Regions from separate parts of the Homo sapiens genome. Here all the other regions are linked to region 1. Evidence: chromatin loops called from intact Hi-C (ENCODE). Cell type or tissue: PC-3. All regions are shown on one strand. Each heading gives the region's core, and the rest is flanking DNA. Links, peaks and the distances in the headings are about the cores only. Region 1 overlaps ABCB11 (ATP binding cassette subfamily B member 11). Region 2 overlaps LRP2 (LDL receptor related protein 2). Region 3 has its middle 3.2 kb from the start of ABCB11. Region 4 overlaps LRP2 (LDL receptor related protein 2). Region 5 has its middle 41 kb from the start of DHRS9. Region 6 overlaps LRP2 (LDL receptor related protein 2). Region 7 has its middle 35 kb from the start of LRP2.

Region 1 (4,443 bases), core at 192-4,191:
CAAACTATTCTAACAAACACAGAATGTGTGAATTCTAGATATTTAGCAGATTATTTGCTCATATGTAGAAATCCTTTTATAAAAGTTGTTAAGAATACCTGAAAGCTTTTTTCTCAAATTTTAAAATTTCTTTCTTAAATTACAATAATTTTGGCAAAAATACCTTGATCAACAAAAGTGTTTGAATAGGCTAGCCCTTATTACAAGTTATCAAAATATTTGAATTAATGGAGGCCAATTAGGTTTCACAGACATTTGTTGATTTCATACAATTTTTATAATGGTTTTAAGATACATTTAAAATAATACTATCAATTTTAACATAATTCAAGGTAGCATAAAATTAAAGAGCTAGGAAAGCAAACAACATGTATAGCAATACACAATTTCTTCCTAAGGATGCAGGTGTCCTGCTGTTGTAGACATTGTCTAATTTTCACATAAACAGACCACCCATTCTCCTCCAAGCCTTTCCTCATTACTGCACGTTACATGTCAGCCCTGATACTTTTACGTTCATTCCCCTACCACCCTTCGTTAGAAAATTTTCATGGCAATTTTCTTATTGAGCCTTAATCAAAGTCATGTTGACTTATCCCCTTTCTAAATTATAAGCCTCTGAAAGTTAGTGATACACCTTATTTGTGTTTGAATCAACTTGGTTACCTAACCCAGTGCCTTGCACTTAGTAAGGCATCAGGAGATTTTAAAAATTAGAATGAAAACATGAATTTCTACAATAAAATAAAACCCCAACTGCAAGATTTATCAAAGCAAATAAGTCAGAGAATTTTTAAATTACAAGCACATCCATTATGCATGATATAATTTCAAATTGTCTTAAATAAAATTCCAACACGTGAATCCACTAGGCAGTAATTACAAACATTGATTCATAATGGACAAATTTGGAATAAAGTAGAGTACTCTTTATGACCGTATGAAAATGACAAGGGAGTGATTGGGTTCTCTTTTGTTTTTAATGTATTAATACTGAATAAACAGAGGTCTCAATTTCTAACACAGGCTTTAAATAAATTCCATGGAAGACTTTTTCTCAGGAGCAGCAGGATGAATCACAGTGAGAGAAAACACATTTAGCAAGCATAGTTTCTTACTGCATCCTGCCACTAAAGACTCAACCTCTCTTCTAGTTCTAGAAATAGCTATTTCATTGAGTCCATGGTGCTGTCCCAGATAACTATAAGATGTATTATATAAGAGCAGGAGTTTAATAGAGCTTCAGGGGAGAAAGAACCAAACACTACATTGACATTTCTATTGAACCATAACAATACCAATCATATTTAATTTTTGCATTTTAATTTTTTCTAGTTTCTGGGTAGATATTTGACAATAAAAGTAAAAGTAAGAAAGGATGGAAAGAAGGGAGGGAGGGAAGGAAAATCTGACTTTTTCATTGTTGTTGTTCAAGCTGGTAGAGGACCTAGCGTAGGTGTAGGGGACCATCAGATTCCCTGGACATCTGGAGATCAGATTCCCATAGAGTTCTCTTGATGCAGGAACAATTCAGGAGGGAACCATTTAACTAAAAGGAAATCTAAATCTAATATACGGTCTAGTTTTACAGAGATTAAAATGTTTCATATTATGTTCTACTAGTCAGCATTATACATTTAGAATAGAACAATTAAACTCAGTTATATGTAGGCCAGCATACGTTTTAAAAGATGTGACTTTACGTTCTCTCTAGTTAAGGGAGATAGAAAGGAAGAAGAGAGAAAAAATGATAGGAGAGCCAATGTGATTATACTAAAGCTCCAAGGGGAAAAGGTCTCATAATAATACCACTGGTTTGTACGATAATTTTGTTAGTCCTTTAGGTTTAAAAAATTAATGATTTTTGAAAAGAAAATAATGGAAAAGGGTTAATAAAATTTGACTTATGAAATTTCTAATCTCAAGTAACATTATATGGTAAAATGTTGCTCTGTTTTGGTATTTTAAAGTATTTTAATACTTAACTAAATTCCACAAGCCCAAGCATTGGTGAAATCCTTTCTTTTTCTCATGTTGATGGAAAAGGCCTAACCTTACTTTCTGTAGATTGGGAAATACTCTCTTACGGTGCTAAAGGTCGATTCACACAAAGGAGTTATCGCCACCTTGTGGTCTTGTGGAGTATTGACTCTAAAACTTAGAACCATTTCCTGAGAAGTCTGTGCTTTCACCCAAGGTCTCATGGTTAGTTGGTGACAGAGATGAGACTATACCCATTTATCCTTGCTCTCCAAGCAGTACTCTTAGCTCCTGTAAACGGGGTCAGATGTTAGTTACAATGTTGACAACATTAAGTTTAGGATTAGGGAAACCCACAGGCTAAAGGTTTTAGTCTCTAATATTTAGGCAATCTCTTTTGGTGAAACTAAAACACAAGGCAGAACATGTATGAGATCAAGTCAGGATCAAATATTAGACACCCATAACTGCATCACAGATAACTTATGTGATAGGATTTAGGCATTGGTTAAGATAAGACAGAGATGGGACCCATAAAAATGGCTATCAGTATTAGTTCATTTGAAAAATCTCTGCTCCTTTGTCATAGTTACCACTTTTTATCATCAAATCTTAAAGTTATTATTAGGGCAGGGAACCTCTACTGAATGGAAGGCAGAAATTAGTGTAACAAAGTATAGAAAGCAAGACCTAAGATTTAAGTCGGAGGTTATTTTTCCTCTGGCCTACACAGAAGATGTAAGAAAGGAAACAGAAAAGCCCAGTGTCTAGCATTGAACTATGAATGCATCATAGTAGATGAGCAATTTTAAATAAATCTCTTGTTGCATGTATGCAGCATGGACATAAAAGTTTCATTCATTCTTTTATCCCATAAACATCGATTGTACACTGTGAAGTGCCAGGTATCACACTGGGGATGCAAAAATGAACAAGAGCTATTGTTACTCTCCCTACTATGGAGCTGCTGACAGGCATTTCTTTACATATGATTTTTTTTAAAAGTGCTGTGCAACCTGCCAGTGCTACAATAGAAGTACAAGGAAACACATATAAATTTTATAATTTTACCTGTCTGTGAGATTTGTTGTTAATTTATAATCTTCTCTTTATGTTTAATTTTGCAAAATCAGAGAGAAAAATATTTCTTTACAGAATGACTTTAATTATTTTTTGTATTGTTTTCTTTTATTCCTCTCCTGTTCTTTTAGTGGAGATATCAAATAAAATGCAATAAAAAGTCCAATATTTAGGGACAGATTTTCTAGTTTTTGCATCATTCAAGCTGGACAGTTGCATTTTTTCGGGGGGGTCAAACTTTAAAGTCAAACTTTTAGTATAGAGGAACCAAAGAAAATTATTTTAATTAATTCGTATTTCTTGTTAGTGTCTCTTGGAATGAAAACCACTAGACAAGAATTACTTTGTATCGCTTTGAAATGTCCTAAGTGTTGTTGTTTAGAGTTAAGGATAACTTCAGGTATCAGAAGGTTGGGAAAATTTCTATCATGTCAGGCTGTGGGTGGACCATCCTGTGGGGCAATCGTTCCAGAAAATGCTGGTATTTAATGTCACAAGGAAGCTGGCAGAATTTAGTGAGTGCTAATAGTCTTCACAAGTTCCAAAGCCTACCCTTTGATGGTACGTACAGCACAGCTGACACATCTAAAACATACATTATAGAATCCTAGCCATTTAGTGGTGAGAGGAGCCTTGGAGTTCTCACATACTGAACTTTGGTTACCAGAATTACCTGATGAGTATTTTTTAAGACAGAGATTCACAGTTAGGCCTACTAAATTGGAATTCTCGTGACAGGATACAGGAATCTGGTTTTTTAATCATCAACCCACATGAATCTGAGAGCATCCAGATCTGGATACCAACCACTCTCTAGAACAGAGAAGGGGTGAAATATTTTGCTCTATTGCAAGCATTCAGTTAGTCTCACACAATTTCATGATGCTGGCAGAATACATGAGCATCCTGAATCACAGTGTTCATATTCGGGTTTTTTTTTTTTTTTTTTTTTTTTTGGAGATGCAGTCTTGCTCTGTCACACGAGTACCCTGAACCAGAGACAAAGGACTTTATTATTCATAGCAATAGCAGTAGCCAGTGTTCAGCATTTGCACTGGCTCCCCAACCCAACCCCCAGTTCCCACAAGGCAATGCAAAGAGGGCCAGATGATACCAACAAATGAAGTGGGTGTTTTAAACGAGAGGAAACCTGGGCTTGAGGAGCCTGACTCTTTCATAATGGGCAGATGGGGGCAGTAAGGTTTGCACTTCACTTGGGATGAAGACATCTTCTTTGTCCTCCAAAACTGTTTGCTATACAAATACCCTTGAAAAAATAACCCGAATGAAGGTAATCAATGCCTCTGTTCACAAGATGTGCATAAACATGGGAGACTCAGAGAGATTGTTTCCCCAGAATTACTTAGTCCAAGTCTCTCGTTT
Region 2 (4,443 bases), core at 212-4,211, 170 kb before region 1:
ATTCTGACTGCACTAACCATGCCTAGGAAGGAAAGGAGTTGTTGTTTTGTAGAAGGGATTGAGGTTTGGGAGATTAGTCAGACTTGATCAGCAGGGAGAGCATGTGTGTTTTTATGAGAATTATGCCGAAATAGGTAACAGATGAGGATGAAATTTGGGCTTGACTGAAGTAATGGGGGCTGTCTGTGAAGCTTTGCAGCAGTACAGCCCAGGTAATTTGCTGAGCCTGATGGGTGTCAGGTTCAGTCTAAGTGAAAGTGAAGAGAGGCTGGGATGACGGGTGCAAAGGAATAGTAAAGAAAGCATGTTTGAGATTCAGTCCGTCATCTTTAAGAAGAGCTGGGAGATGAAATAGGAATATAGGTGAAGGGAATAACTTTACATAAGGTCTGCATCAATAGCCCCAGCGCCACTTTTACTGCTTGTCAACTGCGAACATGTATCTCCTTTGTCACAACAACTATGGCCTTAGTGACAATGAATAACTGTCATTGTTAACACCTAATGCTCCTTTTGAACTCGAGATATGGCACATTTTAATACAGAAACTAGAAATGTTTATTTTACAAATATTTTGTGATTTTAAGATCGGAAATGTTTAAATCTTGAAAGCATTTTCCCTGATCCTCTGATAAACAGATATGAAAACTTTAATCACATGATAAAAGAGATACGACATTTCATTTGACATCTTCACTTAAAATAAAATGAGGCCATGTATACAAATGCATATCCAAGTTTCAGAATAAACAAGTAATGAATGTGAAAATATAGGAAAAGGAGTGAATTGTCTACCTTGTAGTTTATTATGCATTCATGGTAATTTGGTCTTAAAAGGGAACCTTGGAATTGTATGAATGTTATAGAAAAATGCGTAGAAGATTATTAATTCTATCATTCTCATCTTTTCAAAAATTCAACCTCTTTTTAGTAGTACTATGAAATCTTAATTTCCGAAGATAGGATTTATTAATATTCAAAGAAATTATTAAGATCCAAAGATAGGATTCTCAGTTCATCAGTGAGGTTGGGGAATTATTCTTGCTGTTCTTCTAGGATTTGGCTTCCAGTATATAACTAGAGTATGATTATCCAAAAATTTGGTCAACAGTGGGAGTAAGAAGGTATAGAGAATACAGTAGAAATTGCTAGTAATAAGTGAGAGTGTGACCAGTGAGGGATGTATTTGCCTCCCAGGATTAAGGTATGAGGTGACTTAGTGGTTGCTGCTCTTGATTTTGGGGCGGTGGGAGTGATGTTTAGTCCTGGCCTACTGGGTCATGCAATAAAAATGGTGCCTGATGATGTCTGTGGGAGAACAAGATGGCAAAAAGAGCCAGAGTTGGTACAAACTTTACAGCAAATTTATTTACTACTAAATTCTTTCAAAATTGGGTAAAGGCCTTTAACATGTCCACAGGTGACTGTATCTGAAAATGTGGATAATAAGAATTATGGAAGTCCCATAAACCCTTCTGAGATAGTTCCAGAGACAAACCCAACTTCACCAGCTGCTGATGGAACTCAGGTAACAGTTGCCGACTCCTGAAATAATGTGGGATTTGGAAAAACTTTGGGATGACTGGGTTTTTATTAACCTTAAGCAAACAAGGGAGATTCTGGAAGGCTCAAAGATCTCAAGATGTGTTGACAGTTAATAAATATAATTTTTTAAAAAGTCATAGATTGAAAAACTTTCCACCAAATAAAGCTACATTCTAACATCGAGTTGGGAATAATGTTCCTTGTAACATAGGAGGACATGTCACAAAGAAGAACAAATAGACTTCTGGATCCAGTATCTTCAGACCAGAGACATTTAAGTTGAGAAATTGACTCAGTATGAATAAAGATTTCACGGTGTCAAAGATACAGATGAAAGATCCGTCTGTGTGTGCCGTGATTTCTCTACAGCATGCATCTTTATTCTTTCAAGCTGTTCTTCGCTCTCCTGCTATTACAGATCTTTACCACTAGATGGCACTAATTTTTCCATTCATCATCCATCTATTCATTATTGGCCAACCAATCATCTAACTAACGTTATTCCCCTCGATGTGTCAGGGATGGTGTTTAATACTGGAGATTGAAAGAAAAAAATGCCACTAGATGGAGCTTCTTAAACATGCCTGCAGGTCCTTTGCAATTGGTACACTATTTGGTCTGCAGGAAGAAATTCAATAAATATATTTGATATTAAACTCTGTATTAATGTATATCATTAGTTTTAATGAATGCATTTGCAGCTATACCAGATATAGCTGTTTGAATCTGGACAAACTGTTTTACTTCTGGGGCTAGAGTCCTCAATAATATTTCTCACTGGGGGCGCTATTGGCATATTGAGTGGGACAGTTCTTTGTGCTACAAAACTGTCCTATGCACTCAGGGAATTTCAGTATTTCTGGTCCCTGTCCACTAAATTCCAGTAGTGTCTCCCCTAATTCAGTGTGACCCCAGAAATCACCTCCCCTCCCCAACACATGTGCACTCACTCCTGGTTGAGAACCGCTAGGATCTGGAATGTCTCTGTTCTAAGATTCTATGACCAATTTTGTGAAGTAATGTAAAGAAATGAAAGTCTAAGAGTAGTTGGAAATTTTACCATTTTATACAATCTTTATTTCTCAAATTTCATAGTCTATAAACATTGATATCTTGGTAACTTGGCAGTCTCATTATCACCTTAAACATTGGTTTCTGTTCTGCTGATTTAAATCAAAATAAAATTTGACCTAAATTGATGCTGAGAAGAGTCTATATCAAGGCTTCTGTACACCTTCTCAAATTCCCTTATTTCTTCTTCTCATGTCACACACACACACACACACACACACACACACACACTCATACACTCACAGACATACATAAATATTGTCTAGAAAGGAATTTTCAGTTTCAGATTTTTCAAGGGACTAAACATTTTTTCTTTAAGCTATATTAAAAATGGATTTTGAAGATTAATTTTCCACAGACACACGGATGCTTGAATGTCATATATTTGGTCCTCCAAGCCTGAGTCAACCCCAAGCTAGTGCCAGATTTATTTTATATTTTCAACATTTTTTCTCAGTCCATCTCTAGTCTAGTGATCTTCTTCACTAAATAGACATTTTCCCCAGCTGGTGCAGGAAGGGGACTGTGGTGGGGAGGCTGTAACCTCTGATCTGCATGTCTGTTATCAGAAACAAAATGTAAACTGACAGTCTCTTTCAAAGGAGAGCAGATCTTCACCAATTGTAGTCCTTTCTTTCTCTTCCCTTTTGTAATACCTTGGTTCCTCCTCTTACTTTTTTACATTAGTGAGGCTGAGACCCTCTAAAATGTGTCTTCCATGTTATGTCCAGGGATCTCACTGTATTTCTTCCCTCCTGGGCACTGAGTTAACAGCCAGCATGCTTTAAAAGCAGTAGAGGCGCTTGGGTGAGATCACCTAGGTTGATTTGAATATGCCAGAGTCCCACAAATGTATCTTTCATCCATAAATATGTTGAAAGACTAACAATTAAAAACATGGGCTGGGCACGGTGGCTCACACCTGTAATCCCAGCTCTTTGGGAGGCCGAGGTGGGTGGATCATGACATCAGGAGTTCAAGACCAACCTGGCCAACATAGTGAAACCCCATCTCTACTAAAAATGCAAAAATTAGCTGAGTGTGGTGGCATATGCCTGTAGTCCCAGCTATTCAGGAGGCTGAGGTGGGAGGATTGCTTGAACCCGGGAGGCAGAGGTTGTAGTGGGCCGAGACTGTGACACTGCACTCCAGCCTAGGCGACAGAGTGAGACTTCATCTCAAAAAAAAAAAAAAAAAGATTCAGTTCTATCATTTTCCAAAAGTTACATTGATATGCATAGGATCCCCCAAGGAGACAAAAATGAAAGTCACCGTCCCTTTCCTCTTGTTAGTAATTGCTTAACTTCAAGTTAGCCATTTCATTTTGAAGCAATGACATCTAAGAGACTTTGGCCCGCCCCACTTAACTGTAAGCGCCCAGAGGCAGGGCTCTGACCTGAATGTCTTCATGTTCCCCTTGGGGGCACTATGTACAAAGCAGGTTCTCACTTGAATGTGGGTTAAAGTGAAGACCTCTTCTACTTCTGTAGCCCTGTGTTCCCCACTCCTCCACAGGCTGGTCCCCTGCTGTCACAGAGTAAGAGACACCCCATAAAACCTGTGGGCTCCCTCAGCTCCTGTTGAGAGTAGGCTGTCTGTTCCCTTGTCTCCCACCAGGTTTTTATCTGGCAGTCAGCATGACAGGCAACTTTTCAGTAAAGCGTGGGCCACGCACCATGGTCCAGGGTGATTATCTTTGGGTTCTCCAGTTTATGGGCCTCTGGGTCCCCTGAGTAATCATTACCTGCCCTTCTACCTGCAAGTTAGTTGTATAATCTTGCTGTGACTCAGCAAGTATAGGATAATAAGTGTACCTACCTCTGGGGT
Region 3 (4,443 bases), core at 321-4,320, 73 kb before region 1:
AATTCTACAGTTCAAATGAGTATTCAACACTGCAGGCACAATTACTTATAATTGACTTTTGTTCTGTAGCAGAATTCTCTCTGATTCCTCTTCTTTATTTATTTCACCTATTTCTTTTCATTTGGCAATTATAAAGGTACCCTTATAATTTTTATAACTTTATGCACAATAATGAGCCTTCAGGGAAAGACAAGAACTACCGCACTCAAAAACATCAGAAAAGATTTGCTTATGAATGAAGTCCATATTTTTTGTGCTGGTTTTCCTCATTAGAGGGAGAACCAAAAATATAAATTCTAACCAAGTACTGAGTGCTGTGGAGATCAATGTATTTCATTTAGATAACTATAAATGACAACTTGCTAGGATTGTAATTAGTCTTATTTGGCGTTATTAATTCTACAGAGGGAGCATAAAACATTTAATAATACATTGGACTTACTCAACTCACTATTTCTTACTTTCGTCCTTAAGATCATCTTAAAGGAAACATGGTTTGAAGACCATAATGAAGTGTTGTATGTGCCCACTATTTTACTCTAAATGGCCCACAAGTGAGGCCTGAAGGAATTCCAGGAGCCCTACCCAGACATGATGTGGAGGTGGAGCAAACTAGGCACTGAGCCAAAGGGGATCAGTGATAGCCAGCTTTTGGGAGAGCCAGATGAGGCAGAGAGCTGGGATAGGGTGGATCTACCTCCAGGTTCAGGACATTCAGGGCACACCACTGAGCAGGAGCATCAGGTACCATGACACAGGGCTGGTCTGTGTTAGGATAAAGCAAGTTCTTAATGGGCTTTGAATCCACAGAAACTTTGCTTGTGATGTCCAGATGACGGCCCCATCCCTTCTGCAGAAGTCAGAGTTTTCCCAGAAAAAAAGCAATGACTGAACTACAGCTAATATTTGGAGAACACCCACATAGTTGTACTCTCTATGTATTTCTAAAAATCATTAATAAAATTTTATTATGCATTATTATTGATATTTCCTTTGTCATATTCATTATTTTCATTTAATAACTTATATGTTTAAAAAATAGTTTACCCTTATTGTATATAATTTAGAAGATGCAGAAAAGCATGAGGAAGAAAATGAAAACCACCCTCATTCACATTTGCATAACCTACAGATAAGCACTTTTTATATTGTACTTCTTCCAGTCTTTTCTACATGTGTACATGACAAAATTAGGAATACACTAATTTTGGTAGGTAAAAAAATATACACAATTCAATTAAATGGCTACTTGGGGGAGGAACTCCCAATCCAGAATCTATGGCACAGGGAAGTTCAGGCAGGCCTCATCATCCTGTGCAGGTGGTATTCTCACTCCCATTTTACAGATGAAGAAACTGAGGCTAATGGAGATTAAGTAACTTGTCCAAAGTTAGATAGCTAGTAAGTGAACACAAACCTTTGTGATTTCAAAGACCATCTCTTGAGATTGGTTAACTTTTAACTAAACCTCCCAGACACACAGCCTGACCTTATCTTCCAATCTTTCTTGCAGTTAGGTGTGGTTATGTGGCACAGTCCTCTCCAGTGGAATCTGAGTAGAAGTAATGGATGCCACTTCCAGGATTGGCCCACAGGAACTTTCCATACAAAATGCTCCATATTTTCTCTTCCCTGTGTGATGGATACATGTCCATGTCCAAGGAGACCTTAAAAGCCACATGTTGAGGATGGTAGAGCTTCTGTCAGCCTGGGTCTCTGAATGACTGCATGGAGCAGAGCACCTTTGCCCAACACCGATTTCCCCTTATTCAAGGCCTACTGGACTTCACATGAGGGGAAATAATTAGCAAGTATCACTACCTTAACCAAATCATCCAACAAGTAAGTGGCAAAACCAGGATCTAAAGCCAGTTCTTTGTGACTTCACAAGCCTGTGCTCTTTTCACTATACCATTCTGCCTCCCTCTGCAGTCAACTAAACTACAGAAATTGTGTCCTTCCACACAGCTTGCTTTAAAAATACATAAGCTACCTAAGAAAGCTCTAATTTAGACATTTTTCTCTCTGCTAGTCTCTATGCCACAAAAAAACATAGCCAATTATATTGTGTTAACTGACTCATGCTGGCTTTACACAATTTATATTGATTTTCAGGGTGGTAATAACCAGCTTCTGTGATTGGTGTGCATGTGCAAGACTTCCTGCCTAACCCATCCTTCTTGTGGCTCAGCTTTGTAAACACTGGCCCTGGGTGGCCGTGAACAGAAGTTCTTATCTTAGACTGCATGCAACTCATCCTACTGGCACTGAAAGCCCTTCTTTGTCTTTCTTCACCTACTTAAGCAAATTTACAAGCCACTTTTTGCCTCTTCTCTCAGCAGCCATCTTGGTCCTTTCAATGTTGCCTGTGTGCACTCATGCTGTATTTATGACCTGGTCCCTCTCATACTTTGAGATATAACTCAAGTCCTTCCTTCTTTGAGAATCCATACTGATGGGTCACTTTTTAAATACTTAAGGTCTGCATCAAACATTATAACATTTGCTGTTCTTCTTTTTTATTCTTACTTGGTTTATATACTAAGCTTTATTATCCTTTTAAGGTTAAAACTTTCTCAAGGACACTAACTGTAATGTGTACAACTTGGTAGCCAGCGTAACATTTGACATAGTGTCTTGTAAAAAGAAGATACTCAATCAGTTTTTGAATGATTCAAAGAGTAAAATAATGGCAACTTCTTTTATCTCTTCCATAGTGCAATCTTCAATATTTTTTAAACAACTATTGGCTGAATTCTACCATTGTGGTTTAGAGCTTTCTCTGAGACATTTTTGCTAAGGTTTTGAAACAGGTTCCAAATTGGTCCACAGTGACCTCCAAGGCTCTACAGGAGTGGTCCTCAAGCTTCAGCTCATTGGGCCCCACTCCCAGAGTTTCTGATTCAGTAGGTCTCAGGAAAGGACCAAGAACATACATTCCTACTGGGTAATGAGGAGGCTGCTGCTGGTCCAGTAGTCACACTTTCAGAGCCACTGCCCTGTGAGCTCATGGCACTCCATGATTCCCGCCACACTGACATAATCCCCAGCTGACTTCAGTCTTGCTTACTCCACTCCAGGTTCAGCTTCCTTACATACACCAGGCATGCTCCTGCCCAGAGCTTTGCCCATGTGGTTTCCCCAGATACCCATGTACTTGTTCCTTTACCTCCCTCAGGTCATTCCTCATATGTCACCATCTCAGTGGGCCCTTCCATAAAACCCAGTTAAAAATGGCAACATCCTTCTCCCCTCACACGCTAACTGACACACACACATACACAAACACACTCTCTCTCTCACACAGCATACGTACACACACTCCCTATCATATCCCTTTCCTGCAATGCTTTTCTCCATACCATTTACACCATCTGATGTATTGTATGTGTTACTTCTTTGTCTCCTCTCTATACTGCCCCCTCCCTGCCCCCAGAATGTAAGATTCCTGAGGCAGAGATTCTCGTCTGTCTTATTCATTCCTGAATCCCAGAACTGAGAACAGTGTTTGGCACATAAACATTCAAAAAGAGCCGGTATTTTAATTGGGTGACTGTAGGGACCACAACCCTACCTATTTTCAGACCGTGAACCATAAAGAAGACAAGCTTATAGCTGAAGTGAATTAAGCACGATCAACTCAGTACTCACACTGCCCAGATGTGTCTGGCCAGCATGAGGGTGCAGAGGAAGACACCCTGAACTCTCCAGGGCCCTGGACAGATGGCCACTCTGTCTTCACTTTTCTCATCTATAAGATGAAGTTGTTGGATGATATATCAATATTTACAATGTTGTTTCTAGCTCTAAAACTCTATGCTTTTATCTTCCCTTGGATCTTCATGGCACCAGAAGGAAAGTCTTAGGACCCTTGGACCTGTGAGCAGATCAGCTATAGTCCTGAGTTGACAAATTTCTCTTGGCATTTTTACCCTTTGACTGCTGTCAATAACTTCAGCACAGCAAAGGTAGCAAAATTCTATTGGGAATCTTTTCCCAATCAAAGCTACAGCCCCATAGCTGTGTTGCCTTTTTGGTTTTGTGTGAAGCAAAATTTTTTTCCTGGGTCCTAATTGGTGCCAAATCCAATATTACTACATTTGCGTCAACTCAGAAGTCAACCCATTCAGTTTGCATAGAGGAAACATCTAGAAATCTTGCTTTTCTTTGCTGACCTTGATATATTTGAGATTTGAACATATAATAACATATAAAATTATATGTTATAATTTTGGGTTTTATGGGCTAAGTCATAAACCATCTTATACATAAATTCCAATAGAGAAAAAATGGTGGATGCTGAATTTTAATAAAAAATTTATGACAGAGAAACCTAAAATTGAGAAAATTTGATCTTACAGTTTAATTTCTGCAAATTAAGAAGCACTGGCCCATCAATTGCATTTCAGAGCACAGAGTGGAAGAAGGTTAGCACAGACTGGC
Region 4 (4,443 bases), core at 268-4,267, 260 kb before region 1:
ACTAGTGTTGGTTTGCTCCACTCTGAGAGAAGGGTAAAACATGGAAGGGATTATTAATTCACAATAATTTTGAAAGTGAAACTTCCCAAAACAAGGAGAAGTTTTTGGAGGGGGATAGTTAGCAGAGCCCTGACAATCCACTGCTTTAGGTGGGCACCAGCTGGCAAGACGGTTTTTCTCTGGAGCATTCAGAAAGATACTGAAGATGAGCAAGGCGCACAGCAGCCTGCTGGCTAATTTAGAGCACCTATCTATACTAAAAAGCACTCTCTGTAGACTAAGAACACAGCCTATGTAGAGTTCGGTACTATCTGAGGTTTCATGCATCCCTTGGTGATCTTGGAATGTATCCCCCATGGATGAGTGCAGATGACTGTTTTTATTTCTGCCAAATGAAGAAATAGGGAAAAGGTGTCCCAGGCAGAGAAAAGAGCTCTCACTGGAACAGCGCTTGAGTTTACAAAGATCTTTCACTAGCATCTAATTTAATCCTCACAACATTCCTGAGGGCAGGCAGTTCTGGTAGCCATTTGTGATGAGAGGGAAATTTGCAGTGTGCACAAGTATCTCAAGCCAGGTAGAATTATCAGGTGTTAACATGAAGGGCCCCTTGGAGGCTCCTCTGGTTCAAACTCTTTTTTTTATTTTTATTTTTTTACATCAGAAACCAAGGCCCACAGAAGCTAAGAAGATGTCTTAAATGGTCAGCTTCACTGCTCTAATTCCTGAGCAGTATTCTCTCTTTGCACTTTTATAAACTACAACTCCGGCAATCCAGACTGGTTTAACCCTCTTTGACAGTGGCAGAAAATATTTTTCATGATTTCAACTAAGACTATCATCCTCCCATTAAACAGGCAACATCTACTGCCTAAGACCCTTACTACCAAACTCACATCTCTCTAAAGTCCACCCAGTGCAAAGCTGTCTTAATTCCAAATGGCAATTAATATGCTCTTATTTTATCTCTTTGTCTCTTGATTAGTAAATGGGGTTCTCTTCTTTTAAACTGATAGTTTTCCAAAAGCAGGGAACGTGTCTTTCCCATTAGTGTTAGGTACAATGCAGTAGTGGCCAGTTGGAGAATAACTGAGCGTGCATGTGTGTATGGATTGGTAAGGCCACTTTAACCACATGAACCAAAAGTTTCTAATTATGCCCTGATGCAGTGTGGTACAGAGGAAAGATATTTTGATTTGGAGTCCAAAGACCTGGCTTTGAGTCTGGGTTGCTTGCTCATTTTATTCATTCATTTAATGAGCACTAGGAAATGCTTTCTATGGATCAGTTGATCCTGGATATCCTAAGATGAATAAACATTTTTTTTCTGTCTTTAAGTAGCTCACATATCTGTGAGATGGATACATAAACAAATACCTGTGCTCCAGTGTCATAAGTGTGATAAGGCCGGTGAATATAAAGTGCTAGTGATTGGAGGCAGAGGTATAAGTGAGGGGAGAGAGCATGCAGATTTCCCATTCATGGTTACTTGTGAGCTGAGTCTTGAAAGATGACTAATACATCCTTGCTTATCGGAGGGTTTCACTTTCCGAGGTTTCAGTTACCTGCAGTGGCCTGAGAATATGTGAGTACAGCACAATAAGATATTTAAAAGGGAGGAGAGAGAGAGAGACCACATTCACATAATTGTTATTACAGTATATTTTTATAATTGTTCTATTTTCAGATTATGGTTAATCTCTTACCATGTCTAATTTATAAATTAAACTTTGTCATAGGTGTGTATATGTAGGAAAAAATATAGTATATATAGCATTCAGTACTATCTGAGGTTTCAGGCATCCATTGGTGATCTTGGAATTTGTCCCCCATGGATGAGGGGGATGACTGTTTTTATTTCTGCCAAATGAAGACGTAGGGAAAAGGTGTCCCAGGAGAGAAAAACAGTTGAATAAAGACCCTGAAACATGGAAATGCATTTTATGACTGGGGACAACACTGCATTTTCTCCACTCATGAGCTATTCGACCTTGGACAAATTACTTAACTTCTCTGAGCCTGTTTTCTCATCTGTACAGTGGAGTTTATGGCTGAGGAAGTAAAAGTACTTCATAACACTGAGGTATCCTGTAAATACAGAGCGCTGTTTCCCTCAAATGATCAATATTTTTAGAAAATCCATGAAAGACCTGTGAGAATAATGATCCAAGGGCAAACTGCCCTTTTAATGGTTTAACTGGTGTTTCCCCTTAGGTCATTTAAATTGTAAGTAAGTCTTCCAGGTGATTGTTGGATTAATTAAGAAAATAGGAATCGTATTCACTTTCTGTTTACCTGTATAATATTCCTTCCTGCCTAAGAGTAGTTCGTGTTTAACTCCAACTTGAAAATAAGAGAAACATTGAAGAAACTATTATCCACTAGGGGTAGCTGTGTTCCCATCCACTAAAAGAAATTTTATAGCTGAATTTTGTAGTGAAGCCTACAGAATGGCCGTGTGAGAGAGAGCTCTATATATTCCAGAAAGCAAGAAAAGGAACTGTGAACCAAAGAGATCCTTAGTCTTAGGAAAAGGAGAGAGATTGTAGCAGAAAGAGGCAAACCGAGAAAAGAAAAGCTACCTTAGTCCAAGCAAGAGTGAAAGATACCAGACAATAGGCAGAGAAAAAAATTTAGAGAAAAGAATGAGGGAAAGAAGGATATATGTGTGTGTGTGTGTATGTGTGCGTGTGAATGCGTGCACACACGTGCACACGCATGTATGAGAGACAGAGAAACACAAATAATCTATTTGTATTGAAAAGCAATTTTATAGAAAAACCTTAATGCAAAAATCAACAGACATTTTCTAATTTCTTACTAATTGTCTGTTAGACTGTCTTAGGTACGTATTAAAATAGCTTCATTGCTGTAAGAAACTTCTTTCTAGTCCAATAAACTATATTTCTATGTGCTGTATCAGGGCCCTGTTAACACTGTGATTATAACAGTAATAATCACAGACAGCCTTGGGAAAGCCACTAAACCTCTGTAGGCCTCTTTTTCTCCATCTGTATTGAGAAAAATAATGGGATCTACCTCACAGAATTGTTTATGAGGATCGAATACAATAATGCTTGCTCTAATACCTCATATATAGTAAGTGACCAACAGATGGACCAATTAAACAATAGAAGTTTATTGAACATAGTTGTGCTGGGTGGTGTGCTGCTTTACCTGTATTATCTCTTAGTCCCGTAAGGTCTACGCAGACCTTCCATATTTGACTGATAAAGTTCAAAGAGGTGAATTTATTTGCCTCAGATTGTACAGTCAGGACCTGGCAGGGCAGAGATTTCAGCTCATGTGTTTCAGTTTAGTTTGTTGACTTGGAACAGAATTCACTGTACCTCTGAGTAAATTTGGACTATTTTGATCAACTGTGTTGGCAGTAACTGGCCACCGAGTGCCTTGGTGGGGTGCAGGAAAGCTGTGGGGTTCTCATTTGTCTTCCAGAGATTTCTCTTAGCTCTCCTGAAGGATTTTTGCAGTTTCTTTAGGCAGTGGCTCTGTATGTTTTCCCAACTGAATCTTCCTTTTATCCATAAAAATGTTCCCTCCTGAAATTTTAGGTGAGTTGGAAGTAGGAACTTGGGAGGTGATTTTGCTGCTCTTACTCTCATTTTCTATTGAGCTAATTTCCTCATTTCCCTGAAGTGCAATATAGATTATCTGAATCTCATGCAAATCCTCTCTCATCCATCCCTAATCGTGCTTTGGAATTTGTTTTGTACATAAGTTCTCCTTCATCTCAGTTTCCTTTGGTTCCCCTTATGAAAGTCAGTTCTAATAAGTGATTTTATGCTATAGGTTTTGACACTCCACGGAGATATCAGATACAGAAAAACATTGATTGCCAATGATGGGACAGCTCTTGGAGTTGGCTTTCCAATTGGCATAACTGTTGATCCTGCTCGTGGGTGAGTATTCATAAATGGCACGTGTCTTCCATGCAGCATTGTTCTTGTTAATGTCAGGGTCTGACAAAATGGAAGATTTCAAATTTAGGACATCTTCTGATTTCATATGTCAACATTTGAAAAATAATAGATCTCAGTGAGAAAGAGAAATAGCTCTGACCTATATTTAATGTGCAGGATATTGTTTGTATTTTGTCCTATGGTCTTCAAATGAACAACACTGGATTTAAAATTAATTCCAAACAAGCAAGAATTTTAGGAATTTTAAAATAGCATTATAAGAATTGACAATATATTCTGACTTTGAAAGGACACGGAAAGCTCTAAGGGATTATGTAACATTTGCAATAGAGCTTGCAGGATGAGAAGCCTTCTAGTAGGTGGAGAATGGGTTGCAACCAGGCAGTGACTCTTGAGGCCAAGGGATCCATGAAGGCACAGAAGTATGGCGGCACTTAGCAGGATTGTGGGGAGAGCCGGAACCAGAGGCTTAGAGTAGGGAGCTGTTGACCACATGGGAGAT
Region 5 (4,443 bases), core at 179-4,178, 150 kb before region 1:
TTGATGGAAAGTGGAGAAGGATTATCCAAGGAGAAGGATAATTGGAGAACAAATAGATAAGATCTAATGGTAATAAACCAGGGAAGCTTAGCAAGGCCTGTTTGTTCAGATTCTTCTTGGCATCTCTGGGTCCTTGGTAACTCTTCTCTGAGTGTAGGGAAGGTAACTCTCAAATGAAGGTCTTATGACCTGCTTCAGAGGGAGATCAGGAAATCCTTCCTAGGTTTTATAACAGGTTTCCAGAGACTGGGGGGCAGGGAGGTGAAAGTGACCTTCTTGCTTCTGTTGTTTTTCAAATGCTAAGATGCCATTTATTTATTTTTAGAGACAGAATCTCACTCTGCCACCCACGCTGGAGTGCAGTAGTATGATCATAACTCACTGCAGCCTCATAGTCCTGGGCTCAAGGGATCCTCTTGCCTCAGCCTCTCAAGTAGCTGGGACTATAGGTGCAAGCCCTCATTCCTGGCCAATTTTTAAATTTTTTTCTAGAAACTGGGTCTCACTGTGTTGCCGAGGCTAGTCTCAAATTCTGGGGCTCACGTGATCCTCCCACCTTGGCCTCCCAAAGTGCTGGGATTATAGGTGTGAACCCCTGTGCTCATAAGATGCCATATGGACATGATGTAGCATGTCCTGAACCCCATCAAGGGGTAGTGTCCACAGAAGCAGCAGGTGCATGTTTGTGTCTTATATGAAGGGAAAGGCCAGAGGTCAGAGCAGGAGAGTAAAGGGCTGGGAGATGGAGAGTGCAGGTGAGTGAGTGTGGATTGGGGACATGGAGGTCATTGTTTACCAGCATGCAGAGGTGGAACCTGGGAGGGTTTCTTTTTTATCCATGTTAGTATTGTCATCCCATTCCATTTGATGCAAGGCTACCTCTTCCTGGTTCCGTGCTATCAGTTAAAACATAGTCTCTCCCCTGTTTCCAGCTCTTCATCTCATGGCACTATCCCTACAGCAAAAGCTCGAAGTCCCCTGCTCTCTGAGGATACCAAGGCAAAGAAATGCCCATGAACTCTGATTCCTCTTAGAGGGTGCCAGGAATTTTGAAACAGATGTAATTCATCTTCTAAGGACTTCAACAAGTGTTGTTTGTTTCTTCCCCATTCAGCTGTTTGTAGTAGGCTTAGTTTGACAGCTGATTCAGGTTGTATTGAGATTGTCCCTCTCCCACTGGCAGGGCACTTTGCTAGTGCCACTGGCAGGTTGGCTAGTCAACACCTGCTCTGTGCTTGCCCTTGTTCTCAGAGCGCTAGGGACAGGAGAGCCTTACCGCTCACGTTCCTGTCTCAGAAAAGCAACGGATAATGATGTAGAATTCGTTTTTATAATGATGTATAGCCAGCAAATTCCCCAAACTCGCGTCACATCTTATTATAGAGACGTGCTTGCCTCTGGGGCGTCTCCTTGCAGGCCCATCTCAGGCGAGCAGCCAAACAAAGGAAGAGGCACGGAAGGCAGAGCGGCAGGAAGGAGGCTGTAAGGAAACGATGTGCACAATCGCCGCCTGGCAAGCTCACAGCCATCCCCGCAGTAAGCTTCCCCGGGATTTCCTGAAGGCCTCGATGGGGGCTTTGTAGCAAACTTTAGCTTTTTATACATCTCGGTAGCAATGAAAATAGAGCAACTGAGGTTGATTGATGGAGCTGAGTGGTGCCTATTATTCATCCCAAAGCTTTTGTTAGAAAGGGGAGGTGAAAATATCCTTAGCCCTAAGCGGTCCCTGCTTCTAGTTGAGACCCCAGCCCTATCTCTCTCTGGTTTGAAAAGTGCTTGGCTCCAGCACAAGGAGGTCGGTGGGAGAAACCAAGCGAAGGTCGTACCACTTTTTTTTTCCCCTTTATTTTATGTTAGTCATGGTAAGTGGCTGGATTTTTAAAACGATCCAAAAGCATGAAGTGGGAGCCTGAAGTATTCTTATTTGCATATTAATGCCAAGCCTGTGTTGCCAGCACCCAGTTATTTCAAAGGCTGTTGCCAAGAGCACAGCTTTGAAAGGCCTCAGCGCAGAGGCGGGCACCTGGGGCCTCTGCCCTAGGCTTCACCAAATGACAGCACACGGCTCCTTCTTTCTGCTGCTCTCTGGGCTTCCTGGGTGCAACAAACAACAGCTTCTCCAAGTGGCCAACTTCACCCATGCCTGTTCCCTCTCCACAAAGGTGAACAAATGCAGCGAACTGAGGCGCGGGAGATGGGCAGCGCTTTGGATATGGGGGCTATTTTTCTTGTATACCTTGGAGTATTTTTGATCAATTGGCTTTTTATTACGTTTATCATTGATCGACTGTGTTCTGGTTACTCCGGGTTATCCTAGACCTTAGCAATGGCTGGGCTGCGAGGATGGCGGTTTTCCATCAGACAGTGGAGTGGGGACCTGTCCTTTTATATGTTCAGTATTGTCATAGCACTACTGAACTAGGAGTATGTTGGCTTTAGGTTGTCCAAAACAGCTTGCCTACTAGATAATCCCAGTAATTTAACCAGGTTTCTTTCAAACCATGGTAGATTTTGGTCCATTTAAGTGAAACTTCTTAGAGGACGGACTTGTTCCTTTCCAATATGACCAAACAGGGGCTGCGGGACGCTTACTGGGATCCCAGGTATTTTGTGGGCATAGGGCGCCCCCTAGTGTCCAATTGAGAGCACTGAGCTTGCGTGCTCTAATCCTGGCAAAAAATTGAGCCCAGGTGCGGGAATAAGGAGAGGAATCTCAACTGATTTTCACTCATTCCCTGGGCCAGGGTGTTGCGGGGAGGGATGGAAGTGGGGAGGGGGAGCCCGCTCAGGAAGCAGCTTGTCCAGTCCCCTGGAAGCTGCATCCAGACCACAACCACTGGGAGGGAGAGTGATCTGTGTCCAGGACTTCTTTACCCACCGAATATTCAGAGGAGACCAAGTTCACGCAGTGGAAAGAGGTTGGATTTGGGAGTTAAAGAGACTAGGGTTCAACTCCTAACTTAGCCATTAACCAGTAGCGTGACCCTGCACTAAGCACTTAACCTTATTGATGGCGATAATTTCAAAATGGTGGCAGGAATAAGTGTTATTTCAGGGTGATAAGGAGAATCCTGTGAGAGTAAAGACAGCATCTGTGAAGTGCCTGCCACTCTCAGCAAACGTTAGACCCCTCTGCCTGTTGGCTGTCTCTCATCCGAAATCTGAAACTGCTTCCATGGGCTGTGTTCATGAATATGCCATGTCTGTCTATAAAAATATAGAGAGGATTTTTTTTGGTGTGTTTTTGGATGTTTTAATGGATTTTTCAAAGTAAATCTTAAGGTTTACCCTAAAATAGCTCATGCAACCATTTCCAGCTTAGATGTGGCCATTTGCTCTTTGACAATTACGAGAAACTGTTAGGCTGTAGCCTTGGAGCCTGGGCTGCCAATCGGGCCGAGTGAGGTGACTCACTAATAGGGGTCTACCTTCCCTGGGATGGCTGGCACAGAACCTCCAGACCAGGACAAGCCATGTCTTGCTTCTAGCTTCACTAAAAGTCGTGGATCAGTTTTCGCAGTGACCCACTCCAGTGTAATGTCAAAATGTTTTCCTAACAAATCTCAAAACCTTTTAGCTTTCAATTTTCTTTTCCTTTCAACTTCTTTGGGGCCACTTTTCTATTGCAGAAGAGTTGGGATTAATTAGAAAATACTCTTCTGTCTTCTATTTTTACTATGGAAGGAGAAAAGAGGGATTCTTGGTAACATAGGTAGCACAGGTAAATGTGGGCTTACCCAAAAAAAGAAAATAGTTGACAGACAGCTGCTTTTGCTGCAGGCTTAAATGCTTACAAGAAAGGGAAGTGAATTAGAACATGTGAATAGGTCATTTTGAAAAGTCGCTTTGTGTGTGGGAAGAGACAGGTTGATGGAGAGGCCCACAAGTGTCTGACAAGGCAGACAGCTGAGTCCCAGTTTAGTCCCCTGTGTACATATGCATCTGTGTGTCTTTGGGCACAACACTTACCTCTCTCACATCTCTATTTTTTCCATCTGTAAAATGAGGCATCATTGTGGCACTTACCACATAAGGTCGTTGAGAAGATTATATTAGATGATGCATATAGCACATATCTACATAAAATGTATCCAACAAAGGATATATCTTTCTGCTGTTATTCATTCACACTTTCTTTCTGTATGAACTTATTTTGGGTACATACTGTACCTTTTGCAAGCTTCCTTGGCAATTTACAGAAATGTAGGTGGTCTTACTTCACTTCCTGCTGAAATGAGAGAGCAATCGGTACTTTAACCATCTAGGGATAAGATATAGAGATGTTATGCAATCTCTACTTGGCTTTGAAAACAGAAGGCACTTAGGATCTGCTTGTCACCTAACTTGGAGCCAAATAAAATGCTAAGTGTAGGAAATATGTCAGTTCTCACAAGGGCAGGCCTCCTATCACATCCCTTCTCCATCAGACTGCTTCTGGGAGCT
Region 6 (4,443 bases), core at 208-4,207, 180 kb before region 1:
TCTCCCTCCGGCAGCTGATGCTCAGGGAAGGCGGCTCCTTTGGAAAGTGCTGGTGGAGTGGGGGTGGGGGTGGGGGTGGGGATGGGGAGTACAGCCCCAGCCCAGCCTGTTTGAACCAAGAGTTCTGAAAGTTGAGCATGCCTCAGAATTATCTGGAGAGCTTGTTAAATATAGATTCGTGGGCCCCATCTGTTGCACTTCTGATGCAATATGCCTGAGGTGGCCTAAGAATTTGCATTTCTAGTTCTCCTGTGACGTTGATGCTGCTGGTTCAGTGACCACATTTTGAGAACCGCTGCTCCAGTCCCTTGCTACTCAGAGTGTGGGCCATGGGCCAGGAGTCTTGGGATCCTTATGGGAGCTGGCTAGAAATGCAGTCTCTCAGGCCCACCCCAGACCTTCTGAATCAGAATCTGCATTTTAGCAAGATTCCCCAGGTGATGGATAGCACATTCAAGTTTGAAAATCTCCACTCTGGAGGGCCGACGAAATGGTAATGAGACAGATATTGATGGAGGCTTTTGGAAGATGTGTTACTAATTTATAGCTATGCTTTGTCTGTGGTTACATCTTGAATGACAGACAATCAGGATCACAGAATGTTAGTCTGAGAAGGAATGTAAAGATTATCCACTCCAGTACAACCCTTGGATAAATCATAATACATGCTAAGGTAGAATTAATAAGGCTCTAGACTTACCTAGGGAGCTTTTAATGGTAATACTTGAACTCTACCCCAGACCAATTCAAATCTGAATCTCTGTGAATGGGCATCAATAGGTTTTTTTGTTTGTTTGTTTTTTGTTTTTGAGACGGAATCTTGCTCTGTCGCCCTGGCTGGAGTGCAGTGGTGCAATCTCGGCTCACTGCAAGCTCCGCCTCCTGGGTTCACACCATTCTCCTGCCTCAGCCTCCTGAGTACCTGGGACTACAGGTGCCCGCCACCACGCCCAGCTAATTTTTTTTTTGTATTTTTAGTAGAGACGAGGTTTCACTGTGTTAGCCAGGATGGTCTCGATCTCCTGACCTCGTGATCCGCCCAAAGCGGCCTCCCAAAGTGCTGGGATTACAGGTGTGAGCCACCGCGCCTGGCCTGGCATCAATAGTTTTGAATAGCTCCCAGGTGATTATGAGGAACCATTGCTCTAAATTCCCTTTTCTTGCAATTAAGGTAACTGAAACCCAGAAGAAATGTCTCCTTGGAGGGTTGGGGTGGAAATCACATCCAGTATACTTTGGATAGACCATATGTTATGATCTGTCCAGTTTTGGGTAGTGACAAATCTTGGTATAATATGTGGATCTCACTGGTCTTTTGAACCATCTCAAGTTGTTTAGCACTGAGTAGATTTTGAGGTTAGGCAGTGAACCAGATACCCACCTTCCAAACCTCTCAGGGCAGCAGAGAAGATAAGTGATGCCAATAGAAAATGTGAGTGGTACAGAAATTGGCTGGAGGGCCCAGAGAGGGACTATCCCACTGCAGTGTGGTGGCAGAGATGATAGTGTAAATGAGGGTGAGTGGCCAGCTGACACGTGGACGAGAGGTATTGAGAGGATGCCTAGGCTCTGCTGTCACCTGGCAGAGCCACTTCCAGTTGCTGGGTATTCAGGTTATTCATTCTGTCAGGACCTAACTGCTGTTCTCACCCGCTTTCCAGTGCCCAACCTTTGCAAACAGATCTGCAGCCACCTCTGCCTTCTGAGACCTGGAGGATACAGCTGTGCCTGTCCCCAAGGCTCCAGCTTTATAGAGGGGAGCACCACTGAGTGTGATGCAGGTAGGAGCACTGCCCAAGCAGCTATGGGGGCCTGGGAGCACTCCTCTGCTGCCTTCAGGAGTCAGAAGAATCCCTGTATGCTGGGTCCTTTGCAGCAGAGTGGGGATGGCTGGAAGGAGGGTTAAGGGATGTGGGAGGTATGAACAGAGTTGAGTGGGACTTAGGGGGCAAACAGAACTGTGTTCCAGTGACTGCTGAGAATTATTTGCTAAGATCTGCAGAAATATAGATCCAGTGTCCCTAAATCTATTGCTGTGTTGTTTTGTAAAGACATTTTGAAGAGTGAGTTTTTATAAGACCTCTACCTCAAGCTGGATTCCCATTGCCCCAGAATCCACTCAACCTTAATTGTAGCTCCTCAGGGTAGAGAACCATGTCCAGTTTTGACAACTGAAAAAGGGCTACCTTTTGAAAAGTGCTTTATATTATCAGGAGACGAAGACCAGCATGAGGAAGCTGTGGTTTAATTCTAGTCCCAAACGCTGTGGGTGATCTATTCTTGGCAAGACTTTTTTTCAATGACTCTTTTAAGGAGTTAATAAGCCGGATGGGGGCGAATAACTAGTGTCCCTAACTAGCATCCGGTGCTGGAAAAGCCTGTGAAAAAGTCGTCCTGCAATTCACTAGCGGCCCATTTTATGGCTCACATCCTTGGGGCCTTCCCCCAGTTTTAGCTGATGGGGAAAGGAAAACGCTTAACCACCTTCTACCACCAGGGGGAGCAGGCAGTTAGACCAGGAACCACCCTTTGACTCATTCCAAACAGGCTGAGGAGTTGGCAGGTTTAGGGAATGAATCCAGGGAGAAAAAACTGTTTCTTGTCACCCCTCTTCCCCTACTCTTGCACTCATCCCAACGCTACTGGGGAAATATTGGTAGGAATCCAATATTTCGAGCCATATTTGGAACAAAATGACAATTTCAGGCTTTGAGATTTGTTCCATGCTGTGGATAGATTGTTTTGCCACTTACTGCAATTTCACATCGTGGGAGCAGTGTGGTCCTGGTTGTCACCTCATCTACTACTTTTCTCATTTAAACTTTTTGCCAAGTGGATTTTATTAAGATTCTTGTTTTAAAGAACTTTAACCGAAGTAAGCACACGAATGATGGCAGTCATTCCATATAGGGCCTCGGTTTGGTATAATAATTAAGCAATTAGTCCAGTGAGATTTCTTGAGTGCCAGCTATGTGCCAGGCACTGTTCTAAGTGCTGGAGGTAACAGAGGTGAACAAAACAGACAAAACCCCCTGTGTGTATTGAGTTTACATTCTAAGAGGACAATAAATAGAGAAGTCAATAAATACATGGTAGTTCAGGTGGTACTATGGAGAAAATGAAGGCAGAGGAAGAGGGATGAGGATGGGGTGAGTGGGGATTGTCCTTTAGATAGTGTTCAGGGAAGACCTGTCTGATACAGTGAACATTGAGTGGAGACTCAGATTGAAGGACTGAGCCAGGAGGGTATCTAGACTCTTTAAATAATATACACATGTAACCTATACTTATTAAGCATCTTCAATATAAAAGACACTGAAGCACTAATTCCCCATCAGGCACATCCTGGGAGTATGTACAGGCCTAGCTGGGAGCAGGGACTTGGAGTAAGGGCAGTTTGGGAGGACTTGAAAACTCAGGAGCTCTCTAGCTAACTGCCTATCAAATATCTCTATATCTGTAGCTATGTGACTGCCTGTGGACTGATCAATTACTGATGCTTTGGTGTCTTTAGTTGAAGTTTCAAGGTGGGCCTACATTAAACTCTTGATTTTAACTGGGTTCACGGAGGAGAATTCTGAAAACTTCAAATGAGAATGTGAATATTTTAAGAGATTATTTTACCACTAGGTTCTTGTAACTATTAATATATGTGCTCCAGAGTCTAGTACCTCTCCATTGTTTTTTGGGAAAAATTCTATAAACTGCCCCCTTTCTTTCCACTAAATGTATGTTACTCTCCAAGACCTTAAGGAAACTCACTGGACTTAGGGGGAAGGTAAGCTTTGACAGGGAGACTAATTGGCTGGCCTGCCCCTCCTCCCACCCCTAACCTGGGCCGGTTTGCATGGTGTGGGCACTCTGCTGAGTACAGCTGACTAACACCTGCATGGCTTTCCCTTCCTGCAGCCATCGAACTGCCTATCAACCTGCCCCCCCCATGCAGGTGCATGCACGGAGGAAATTGCTATTTTGATGAGACTGACCTCCCCAAATGCAAGTAAGTCTGAATGTTGAGGTCCCAGCTATAGGCCTTGCCTCTTCTGGGGAAATTTGAGACCTTAAAGTAGCCAGGAAAACAAATACAGGAACCTCACCAGTTCACTAATTCTTACATTTTAACCAGCTTGCCTTCCCTTGAGGGAGTCTACAGAGAACTGAGGCAGTGCTTCTTTAACTAGAATGTGCATAAGAATCCCGTGGAGATCTGGTTCAAGTGCCCATTCTCACGCACAGAGATTCTGCATTTCTAACAAGCTCTAGGTAGGCCACAGGGTCTTGGACCACACTTTGGGGAGCAAGGAGTTAGAGAATTGGCAGCAGCATTTTCCTACTCACCTGGTATTGTTGATTACAACAGGGCTGTGGGAGAAGAGCTGTCTGCAGGGCTGCTTTAGTACAAGGCACTCGTGATGAGCAGAAAGACTGGGATGGATTCGGAAA
Region 7 (4,443 bases), core at 112-4,111, 440 kb before region 1:
AGTCTGCCCCTACTTGGGGGTGCCTCCCAGTTAGGCTACTTGGGGGTCGGGGACCTACTTGAGGAGGCAGTCTGTCCGTTCTCAGATCTCAAGCTGCGTGCTGGGAGAACCACTACTCTTTTCAAAGCTGTCAGACAGGGACATTTAAGTCTGCAGAGGTTTCCGCTGCCTTTTGTTTGGCTATGCCCAGCCCCCAGAGGTGGAGTCTATAGAGGTAGACAGGCCTCCTTGAGCTGTGGTGGGCTCCACCCAGTTCGAGCTTCCCAGCCGCTTTGTTTACCTACTCAAGCCTTGGCAATTCTGAGCGCCCCTCCCGCAGCCTCGCTGCTGACTTGCAGTTTGATCTCAGACTGCTGTGCTAGCAATGAGCGAGGCTCCATGGGTGTAGGACCCTCTGAGCCAGGCGTGGGATATAAACTCCCGGTGTGCCGTTTACTAAGACCATCAGAAAAGCGCAGTATTAGGGTGGGAGGGACCCGATTTTCCAGGTGCCGTCTGTCACCCCTTTCCTTGGCTAGGAAAGGGAATTCCCTGACCCCTTGTGCTTCCTGGGTGAGGCGATGCCTCGCCCTGCTTCGGCTTATGCTCAGTGCACTGCACCCACTGTCCTGTACCCACTGTCCGACAATCCCCAGTGAGATGAACCCAGTACCTCAGTTGGAAATGCAGAAATCGTACGTCTTCTGCGTTGCTCACACTGGGAGCTGTTCCTGTTTGGCCATCTTCTTGATCTTTTGAATTATTTATAAGTTTAGATTATCTGGGGTCACTGTTCTTCTCCATCAAACTAGGTACTATAAGGTTGATTCAAGAAGAGATATATTCTTCATGTGGGTTTGACTTTCACAAACTTGCTTTTTCTGGTAGTAACTACCAGAAAATAGCTACCACGTGTACGTATATCTGTGTGTGTGTGTGTGTGTGTGTGTGTGTGTGTGTGTGTATTTCATAACATACATGCAAGTACCAAGATAAGCATTTTAAATTTGCATCTCATTTAATCCTCACGATAGGGAGGAAATTGAAATTTAGTAAAATTCAGAGACTTGCTCAAGATTGCCCAGCTAGAATTTGGACTTTGATGTGTCTAATTCTTAAATTCACGACTTTTCTCTTTGGTAATCTGTGTTAAACATGTTAGTTTTATTTGCTAAAATATTGACTTCATCATGGCTGGGTGCAGTAGCTCACACCTGTAATCCCAGTACTTTGGGAGGCCGAGGCGGGCGGATCACCTGAGGTCAAGAGTTCGAGACCAGACTGGCCAACATGGTGGAACCCCGTCTCTACTAAAAATACAAAAATTAGCTGGGCATGGTGGTGCATGCCTGTAATCCCAGCTACTTGGAAGGCTGAGGCAGGAGAATCGCTTGAACCTGGGAGGCACAGGTTGCAGTGAGCTGAGATCATGCCACTGTACTCCAGCCTGGGCGACAGTGAGACTTTGTCTCAAAAGAAAAAAAAAAATGAATACATTAAGTCCTCAATGTCATCAATAGGTTCTTGGAAATGGCAACTTTAAGCAAAATAAGATATAACAAAACCGATTTTATTTTTCTCATTGACATTATAACTAAGCCAGCCATGGTGGTTCATGCCAATAATCTTAGTTTCTCAGGAGGCTGAGTCAAGAGGCTTGCTTGAGGCCAGGAGTTCAAGATCAGCCTGGGCAACTTAGTGAGACTCCCATCTCAAAAAAAAAAAAAAAAAAAAAAGACATTATTCAAAGACCTGTTGTACCTCATTTTGCTTAAAGTTGCATTTCCACAGGACTTAGTGTACATTGTTTTGTCAACCGAATGAAAATTGCTTCTTAATGTTAGGAAAAAATGCAAGCAGAGAGGATACAGAAATAAACCTGTTAATTATGTATGAAACAAGACCTACTAATTTAACCTGGCTGTCTAAGATACAGTTCGCTTTCAGTAAACATCACAGATTTAAATCATTTTTTCCTCTAAAACATAAAGGGAAATTTTAGAAATGTCAAATTATATAGCAAGAATGTCAGTGAAAAAAAGGATTGTATCTGGCCACTGGGTGTCAATCTTGATCCACAGTCACAGGGAAAGAACACTCTTTTATGACTCCAGCTTTTCTTTCTCATTCTCTCCGGAGAGAGTTAGGAGAGTGATTTTATTTATAGCTAATAGGACACATTTTCTCTCTTAAAATCTTTGTGATTTCTAGTCCACTACCATGAAGATTATAATCTTCAGAGAATCTGAGGAGGAAAAAAAGACTAAAAATAGCAGCCAAAGAAACATCTTTAACAAAAATGCACTACATTTGCAGTTCTAAAATTATTCTGGGCTGGGTGTGGTGGTTCATGCCTATAATCCCAGCACTTTGGGAGACTGAGGGAGGAGGATCACTTGAGCCCAGGAGTTCAAGACCAGCCCGGGCAACATAGTGAGACCCTCTCTCTAGAAAAAAAAAAAAAATTAGCCGGGCATGGTGGCACGCGGGCCTGTTGATCCCAGCTACTCAGGAGGTTGAGGTGGGAGGATCGCTTGAGTCCAGGAGATTGAGGCTGCAGTGAACCGTGATCGCACCACTGCACTCCAGCCTGGGTGACAAGAGTGAGACCTTATCTCAAAAAAAAAAAAAAAAAAAATCATTCTGGGATAAGCTTGGCCAGCTGTGTAAGACATTATTTTGTGACTTGATTTCTGTACAGTTCTGACTATGTAAAATTTCAAAGTTCCATATGTCAAATATTTGTCTGGAAAATCTAGCTCTTTTAGTGAAATGGTATGTTTTATTATATGATTACCATTTTAAACTAGGAAAAAGGTGAAACTTCAGAAGGTTATATAATATAGGGGGATTTCTCAGCCTCACAGTTCCCTTACCATTACCTCCCTCTAGTGCATCCTTCCAGAATCTAGATATACTCTATACATACATAAGCATTTATGTCTACATAGCTCCTCTGTTTTTAAATACACAAATGGCATAGTCAACATGCCATTCTGAAACTTTTTTTTTTTTACATTTAATAAAGTATCTTGGACATTGCTTTGAATCAGTTAATGTAGATCTGCCTTATTCTGAATTGAGACCATACTTTAAAAAAAGACATTAAATAGTGCTCTGATGTTCTCATCTTTTAGGATTTTACAAGTGGCACCAAAGGCAAGAATTTGGTCAGACATGCCAATCCAGATTAGAGGAAATGGAACGCAGAGGAGCTGGACATCCTCACCTCTCATGGTCTGCAAGTCTTTGATTCCCCTTCTCCTCCTCCTCCTTCCAAACCCCTCCAACACTCTTGAACATATCTCTGACTTCTGTTTATCTTACACTTGCTGACAAATCTCCTTGGAAGCTGGTGGTCCATTTAGCCATGCCACAGCCATATCATGGCCCCCAAGACACACCACAGCATTGTAAGGGCCCCGAAGAAAACATATCATAAAATTAGATAAAGCTGGATATTTGTAAGTAAAATTTTAAAAATCCCTTGTTTGGTTAAAACAATGCAGATTTGATTTCATTTACTTCTAAGCTCTTTAACTGAATTGAGCATATTTGTATTTTCCCAAATTCAGTAGATTAGACTTGAATCTCTCATCCCATAAACAGGGATGCCCCAAATGAGTCTCAATGATTACTGTATGTTGCTGTGGCCGCAAATTCACCTTCCATTATGTTGGACTGACATTCAAACTGTTCTGGACAAAATGCCAGTACTCTTTCTAAAACCAGTGTAATCATGATGTGTTGAGATATACCTTCAACAGGTAGCCGATGAGTCCTAGCTTTCTGGAGTTGTTGCACTCTGCTGCTGGGTTTCAACTTCCCCTCCCATCCCAGGCACTGCGGGTGGTTTTGCCTCGGTTTTGAATTCATTTGGTTTTGAGCACTTGTGGAGTCTTGTTTCATGTCCCTGGGGATCGTTAGTGACATCCTGGGTGTGGAGTGCTGGGGGATATCTGTTACCAAGCTGTGGTCTCTTTCTCAGCGTAGTAGTTAGAACCGTTGGTCAGTAAATGGGCTTTCAAAAAGCCTCAGGGCTTTGTAATTCTACAAATGGTATAAAACAGGCCCCTTTGGAGCGATTCTGCAGCACTGCCCGCTAAAAGTTAAGGGAAATGACTGGCTCTGTGTCCAGAAGGGAATGAGTGTTGGATGTTTTATCCCCTGATTGGATGTACAGAAGCTGGCCTTGATATGCAGCTGAGGTCCCTGTTGGCCTCAGAAGCTCCAAAAACATCTTAGCTAGGAATGATGTGAAGTCAGGGCTCCTAGCGGGGTGCTCCCCAGGCCTTCTGGAGCAGTGTTTCAATGGGCCTTTATAGTCTGGCTGCCATGTAATCTATTGAGGCTTTGAAAACATTAATGCAGCCTCTGAAAGGGTCCAGCACAAAGGAGGGGTGGAGGTGCCACCAACAGGAAAAAAAGGGCCTGCTTCCTTGCTTCTCAGACCTCCATCACCAG

What was found. Hi-C counts contacts between places; a loop is a spot of excess contacts. Peaks named below come from ENCODE experiments on the same cell type or tissue, not always from the same donor. Only the 100,000 strongest peaks of a DNase experiment are listed, where the experiment ranks them.
Region 2: a loop joins it to region 1, with 7 times the contacts of the local background. A loop is called at or near these places in 80 of 110 quality-filtered maps.
Region 3: it touches region 1 in a loop (3-fold over the local background); 6 of 110 quality-filtered maps call a loop at or near these places.
Region 4: a loop joins it to region 1, with 7 times the contacts of the local background. A loop is called at or near these places in 30 of 110 quality-filtered maps.
Region 5: it touches region 1 in a loop (6-fold over the local background); 29 of 110 quality-filtered maps call a loop at or near these places.
Region 6: a loop joins it to region 1, with 7 times the contacts of the local background. A loop is called at or near these places in 78 of 110 quality-filtered maps.
Region 7: a loop joins it to region 1, with 7 times the contacts of the local background. A loop is called at or near these places in 16 of 110 quality-filtered maps.

What each region holds. Positions count from the first base shown.
Region 1 is chr2:168,959,508-168,963,950 of GRCh38, reverse strand. All of the region lies in intron 18 of ABCB11 (ATP binding cassette subfamily B member 11), which reads left to right. Among named protein-coding and RNA genes, the nearest start is that of G6PC2, 60 kb to the right of the region's middle. In PC-3, for the core only: a CTCF peak has its summit at 2,136 (motif pointing left); a DNase peak (open chromatin) is centred at 2,120; H3K27ac peaks cover 1,223 bases.
Region 2 is chr2:169,129,659-169,134,101 of GRCh38, reverse strand. LRP2 (LDL receptor related protein 2) reads left to right here. Exons shown (of 79, transcript NM_004525.3): 77 at 1,421-1,528. Among named protein-coding and RNA genes, the nearest start is that of DHRS9, 62 kb to the right of the region's middle. In PC-3, for the core only: a CTCF peak has its summit at 1,995 (motif pointing right); a DNase peak (open chromatin) is centred at 1,981.
Region 3 is chr2:169,032,260-169,036,702 of GRCh38, reverse strand. No RefSeq gene overlaps it. Among named protein-coding and RNA genes, the nearest start is that of ABCB11, 3.2 kb to the right of the region's middle. RefSeq lists an enhancer at 2,110-2,404. In PC-3, for the core only: no CTCF peak of the experiment used is centred there; a DNase peak (open chromatin) is centred at 2,262; H3K27ac peaks cover 1,298 bases.
Region 4 is chr2:169,219,931-169,224,373 of GRCh38, reverse strand. It overlaps LRP2 (LDL receptor related protein 2), which reads left to right. Exons shown (of 79, transcript NM_004525.3): 34 at 3,811-3,920. Among named protein-coding and RNA genes, the nearest start is that of LRP2, 140 kb to the left of the region's middle. In PC-3, for the core only: a CTCF peak has its summit at 2,374 (motif pointing right); no DNase peak of the experiment used is centred there; H3K4me3 peaks cover 281 bases; H3K27me3 peaks cover 168 bases.
Region 5 is chr2:169,108,136-169,112,578 of GRCh38, reverse strand. No RefSeq gene overlaps it. Among named protein-coding and RNA genes, the nearest start is that of DHRS9, 41 kb to the right of the region's middle. RefSeq lists enhancers at 1,554-2,054, 2,055-2,555. In PC-3, for the core only: a CTCF peak has its summit at 2,629 (motif pointing left); a DNase peak (open chromatin) is centred at 2,608.
Region 6 is chr2:169,140,012-169,144,454 of GRCh38, reverse strand. LRP2 (LDL receptor related protein 2) reads left to right here. Exons shown (of 79, transcript NM_004525.3): 71 at 1,662-1,781; 72 at 3,910-4,000. Among named protein-coding and RNA genes, the nearest start is that of DHRS9, 73 kb to the right of the region's middle. RefSeq lists a silencer at 2,382-2,676. In PC-3, for the core only: CTCF peaks have their summits at 2,286 and 2,487 (motif pointing right); a DNase peak (open chromatin) is centred at 2,504.
Region 7 is chr2:169,395,488-169,399,930 of GRCh38, reverse strand. No RefSeq gene overlaps it. Among named protein-coding and RNA genes, the nearest start is that of LRP2, 35 kb to the right of the region's middle. In PC-3, for the core only: a CTCF peak has its summit at 2,042 (motif pointing right); no DNase peak of the experiment used is centred there; H3K27me3 peaks cover 2,256 bases.